2 separate regions of the Homo sapiens genome follow, and region 1 is linked to region 2. A link is a loop called in an ENCODE intact Hi-C map of the cell type or tissue named here. Cell type or tissue: PC-3. All regions are shown on one strand. Links, peaks and the distances in the headings refer to the core of each region. The heading gives the core; the rest is flanking DNA.

The links. A loop is a pair of places that touch in the nucleus more often than their neighbours do. Peaks named below come from ENCODE experiments on the same cell type or tissue, not always from the same donor. Only the 100,000 strongest peaks of a DNase experiment are listed, where the experiment ranks them.
Region 1: it touches region 2 in a loop (2.9-fold over the local background); 8 of 110 quality-filtered maps call a loop at or near these places.

What each region holds. Positions count from the first base shown.
Region 1 is chr3:172,033,757-172,036,599 of GRCh38, reverse strand. No RefSeq gene overlaps it. Among named protein-coding and RNA genes, the nearest start is that of FNDC3B, 4.4 kb to the left of the region's middle. RefSeq lists an enhancer at 266-325. In PC-3, for the core only: CTCF peaks have their summits at 1,113 and 1,314 (motif pointing left); no DNase peak of the experiment used is centred there.
Region 2 is chr3:171,948,874-171,951,795 of GRCh38, reverse strand. All of the region lies in intron 1 of LOC105374217 (a long non-coding RNA gene), which reads right to left. Among named protein-coding and RNA genes, the nearest start is that of TMEM212-AS1, 50 kb to the right of the region's middle. In PC-3, for the core only: no CTCF peak of the experiment used is centred there; a DNase peak (open chromatin) is centred at 1,195; H3K27ac peaks cover 1,320 bases.

The sequences.
Region 1 (2,843 bases), core at 1-2,500, 85 kb before region 2:
TTTGCTCAAATACAAAAGTTAACATCCAAATGAAGATGCCTAGAAGTTAAGGCCTATAACAAAATATAGAGACTCTTAAACCCTTCTACCACCTATGCAATGTAGGCTGAGTCCAAATTTTAAAAAGATTCTTAGTCATACTTCTTCATCTCAAATAATTTATATCAAAAAATGCAACAGTAGTACACAGGAAAGAATGAAAGTATTGAAGCTAGCATTGAAAAGGTCTCAAACAATTCAACTTTTCTGAACACTTCTGTAGTCTAAAATGTTTAAATTTGAAACTCTCTCTCAAAGATCACTATGACTAGTAACACGTAATATCTACAAGACCCAGCTGCATTCTCAGTTTCAATGTCCTTCTTCTCCCTATAGCTCGAGTTGCTAGGTTCCCAAGGCAGGCTCAGTTCTGCCCCTACTCTTAAAAACTGCTCTTGACCACCAGGCATGGTGGCTCATGCCTGTAATCTCAGCACTTTGGGAGGCTGAGGCAGGCGGATCACCTGAGGTCAGGAGTTCGAGATTAGCCTGGCCAGCATGGTGAAACACAATCTCTACTTAAAAAAAAAAAAAAATACAAAAATTAGCCTGGTATGATGGCAGACACCTGTAATCCCAGCTATTTGGGAGGCTGAGGCAGGAGAATCATTTGAGCCCAGGAGGCAGAGGTTGCAGTGAGCTGAGATGGCACCATTGCACTCCAGCCTGGGCAACAAGAGCAAACTTCCATCTCAAAAATAATAATAATAATAATAATACTCTTGACCCTAAATAGAAGGCATTAACTCTTTGCATCTACTACTTATTCTAATGTCCTGAGCCATATCTGACACCAGCTTCAATATGAACACTGACCAAAAGCCAATTCATCTTGTTTTAAAAGCAACACTGCCACTTCAGTGAAGCACATTTCTCCAACAACTTCACCAGTCACATCTGTGGTTTTGCCGCCTTTTCTATTGTTCAAGGCAAGATAAGCAAATTTTAGCTCAATGTTTTATTTAAAGAAAAACACATTTTAAACAAAGAGATCTGTCCCACAGTTACCAGAACTATTCAGGTAGAAGCTGAATGATTGACAGGGCTCTTAAAAATCACAGGTTGATAGACTCCCACTGTCCCTCCCAAAGCAGAAATCTTGGCTCCCATGTCAATTACAACTAAGGACCCAGCCTCAGTCTGAACAGCACCAGGGAAAGGAAAACCTATTCCTGTGGAGACAGCTTATTATCAACAACTGTAGTTCTAACCCAGGTCTTCTGAAACTGCCTCCTTACAACTTTCTCCCACTGGTTTTATTTCTGCCCTCTGGAGGCAGACAAAATAACAACACTCACCTTCCACATGACCTCCCTTCCAATGAACTGAACATGCCTGGCATTTGCTCCCTAGAGATTCTCTTTTCCTGAATAAACGTCCCTGACATGCCGAACTCGTCAAAGATCTCTCTTCATCCTTCTTTCCTACCACCTCTGAGGGCCTACCTGTTCAGCATCTCTGAAAGTTTGTGATATGGTTTGGATCTGTGTCCCCACCCAAATCTCATGTTGAAATGTAATCCCCAGTGCTGGAGGTGGGTCCTGGTAGGAGGTGATTGGCTCATGGGGGCGGAGTTCTCATGAATGGTTTAGCACCGTCCCCCCTTGGTACTGCATAGTGAGTGAATTCTCAGGAGATCTGGTTGCACCTTCCCCCTCTCTCTAGGTCCTGCTTCAGCCGTGTAGGACGCCTGCTCCTGCTTTACCTTCTGCCATGATTAAAAGCTCCCCGAGGCTTCCCCAGAAGCAGATGCCACTAGGCTTTCTGTACAGCCTGAGGAACTGTGAGCCAATTAAACCTCTTTTCTTTATAAATTACCCAGTCTCAGGCATTTCTTTATAGCAGTACGAGAACTGACTGATACAGTTGGGTATCCAGATTTCACTCATAATATTTCAGGCATGAAAAGACTACAGCTACAAAGAGTGTTATCTTTTCCTGCTTCAGTTTGGACAAAACGCTTCTACTATTACGGTTTAATATTTTGTTAAATTTCTTAGCAGCCTCCTCATTCTGTTAGCTCATGCTTCTTCTTCCATGAGAAGCTGGGCATAAATTAGATATGCAATTGATTTAATCTTAACTGACATTAATTAGTTAACTGGTTGAATATATAATTTTATTAAATTTTATTTGTAAGTTTCATTTTTACATCCCAGCCAACGAGTACTTTTTGGACATTGAGTCTATTATCAAGCAACCTTCCACAGTTTTGTGATATTGATGAGTATGAAGCATGCTTTCCATGTTGCCATTTAAGTCATTAACAAAAACATAAAACAAGACAAGGACAAAGACATATCACCAGTAATTTTTCTCTTGTGGCAAAGTTATTTAAAAAGCTATGAATCTGGGTGCGGTGGCTCATGCCTGTAATCCCAGCACTTTGGGAGGCCAAGGTGCGTGGATCACCTGAGGCCAGGAGTTCGAGACCAGCCTGGCCAACATGGTGAAACTCCATCTCTACTAAAAAATACAAAAATTAGCCGGGCATGGTGGCGGGCGCCTGTAATCCCAGCTACTGGGGCGGCTGAGGCAGGAGAATCACTTGAACCCAGGAGGCAGAGGTTGTAGTGAGCCAAGATGGCACCACTGCACTCCAGCCTGGGCGACAGAGCGAGACTGCATCTCAAAAAAAAAAAAAAAAAAAAAAAAAAATCTGTCTATCACACTGAATTACCTTAAGCCGTACCACCGCAGGGCAGGATTGGATCTTACTTTCCTCACAGTCATTGTCACCACTCTTGCCCACTGCTATAGTTTGGATGTTTGTCCCCCAAACCTCACATTGAAATTTGATCACC
Region 2 (2,922 bases), core at 249-2,748:
ATGTTATACACTGGATAAGTATTTAGCAATAAAAAGGAATGAACCATTGATCCAAAGAACAAGATGGCTAAATCCCAAAAACTGTATGTTGAGCCAGAAAAACCAGAGGCAAAATTCAGAGAACAGGTTTAGAACAGTGATTGCCTGTGAGAGGTGGAAAGTGACTGGAAGGGGCACAGAGAACTTTCTCGGTTGATAGATAGAATGTTTTTATCATGGCTGGGTGCAGTGGCTCACACCTGTAATCCCAGCCCTTTGGGAGGGAGGCTGAGGTGGGCAGATCACTTGAGGTGATCTGAGGTCAAGAGTTCAAGACCAGCCTGGCCAACATGGTGAAACCCTATCTCTACTAAAAATACAAAAATTAGCTGGGCATGGTGGTACATGCTTGTAGTCCCAGCTACTTGGAAGGCTGAGGTAGGAGAATCACTTGAACCCAGGAGGCAGAGGTTGCAGTGATCGTGCCACTAGATCGTGCCACTGCACCCCAGACTGGGAGACAAAGAAAGACTCCATCTGAGAAAAAAAAAAGTTTATATCATGATTGGAGTGATGAATATTTAGGTGTGTACATTGATCAAAATTCATTAAATTGTATACTTAGGATGTGTGCATTTCTGTATGTAAATTTTACCTAAGTGGGGAAAAAGACTGAGACAGAGAGATCTCAAATTATTAAGCAGAGTTGTCTTTCTCTGTGTGACTATAGATGACAAGTCAGAGGCAGTAGACAACCCTGAATAGAAGGAAGCAAAGGTAACAGATTTCATGTCAGGAATCCAACTCTAATTAGTGGGACAAGTCTATTCTTGGAGATGTCCTGAGATAGGAAAAAAGTCACTCAATATTTCAAAGTATTGTAAGATGAGAGACGATTGTAATATCTTAGTCAATTTGTGAACAATATAGATCTCAGCCCCAAGTTCAACTGCATAGGATCATGGGCACACTAGTATGTTTTCTTTGTTTTAGGAAATGTACAGATTAAGTTCCAATGGGAAACTAGATGTCAACTTTGATGGACTTAAATCGTTGCCCTTTCCTCATAGGAAAGCCTCCAAGGCCCTCTCTCTGAGTCTGTCTTATACATAAGGCAAAGAAGGTGGGCTAACTGCTTTGTTTCCTAGCCCTTGGCAGGTTAGAAGCAGCAAATTAGAAATGGGAGGAGGCAGTGAAATAGCCAGAGGCTGTGACTCAGACAGCAAGTGACAGCTCACAGCAGGCAGAAAGGATGAAAGGAAGGGAGAAATATAAAAAGCCAACCTAAATACTCAAGAACACAACAGTGGGAAGGGGGGCCTCCCACAGCTCAATTTATTTAAATAGTTCCTCAGTGCACTGCAGTGTTTTACAGACCAGTCCAAAATCTTTTTTAATGTCCTAAAAGAAGAACCAGTAATGTAATGACATCCATTATGCATTGTGTAAGTCAGAGAATTGTTACATTTTCCCTAAAATTTTGTGTGATATGATTAGAAAAATATTTAAACATTTTTTGATCAGAGGATTGAACTTGTTAAAAAAATTGCTTCTGTAAAATACTTATTCCCTGATAATATTGAATAACACATTTTTTTACTTTTTAAGATTTGAAGTAAAAGATTTTTACTTTTTAAGATTTATGAATGTTAATTCAAAAAAATTATACGTTAGATGACATCTGGAAGAAGGAAAATAATGGTAACATCCACCTCTGTCACCAAAGCTGTTGTCTTGAACTTCCTATTTTCCAAAAGCCTTTGAAATGCCATCCCTATTGTTTTATGAGGGCTTTATATATCAACATCTGTCACAGAATTCCTTTCTTCTGTATGTAAATCGTTATATTAGATCAGACTTCGAATTTATTTTTAGCAGTTTTGTGAAAAGGAGACCCCATTTTGTGAATCTTTTACCAAGTGATATGATGGGATTAGCTCCTATTGAGTCCTGAGAGCCAAGTGTAGCATTTCTTTCCAACTCTGATTTCATGTTGTCGGCTTGAAAATGGCTGTGGTGGGAGTATGTATACCATGAAAATCAACAAACACCATAAATCAGGGCTCTTTTCTTTCTTTAGAGAGCTAGTTGTTAAACATTTACCAGCACACCACTGGTTCCATCAGATTCTAAAAACACACTGTATTTAGTCTTAGATTCAGTTGTCACCACCTGTGGCTCTTCCCTTAATAAGAAACATAGCTTGTTACAGCTGGGTAGTCCTCAGCACAATTTGTTTTGTTATGTACATTTATTGAGGTCTGGATAATCTACTTTATTTATTAAGTTATTCAATTATTGATGACAAAATAGATGGGAAATAAACTGAGTAAAAAAGGAAATAAAGGTTATAGGGTCAGTATTGTTACAAAATATAATCTTCGTAGTACTTGGTTTCAAGAAATCAGGTATTTTTGTCAGATCATGATAGGTATTGAATGCAATAGACAAGTTACCCAAGCGAATATTGCACTCCTGGCTTCATATTTAGAAAAGAGGTGCACCAGCCAGGTGTGGTGGCTCATGCCTGTAAGCTCAGCACTTTGGGAGGCCGAGGTGGGTGGATCACTTGAGGTCAGGAGTTCGAGACCAGCCTGACCAACGTGGTGAAACACCGTCTCTACTAAAAATACAAAATTAGCCAGATGTGGTGGCATATGCCTGTAATCTCAGCTACTTCGGAGGCTGATCGCTTGAGCCCGGGAGGCGGAGATTGCAGTGAGCCGAAATCGCGCCATTGCACTCTAGCCTGGGCAACAAGAGTGAAACTCTGTCTCAAAAAAAAAAAAAAAAAAGAAAAAAGAAAAAGAGGTGCACCATAAGGTGCCACAAAAACAGTTGTTTTAATCAGGGAAGGCATACACACTTCCATTATGTGGATATCTGAAGCTCTTGAGAAAGGCAAGTTTGCTTAAATTACTCACTCTACCAGTGAGTAATATT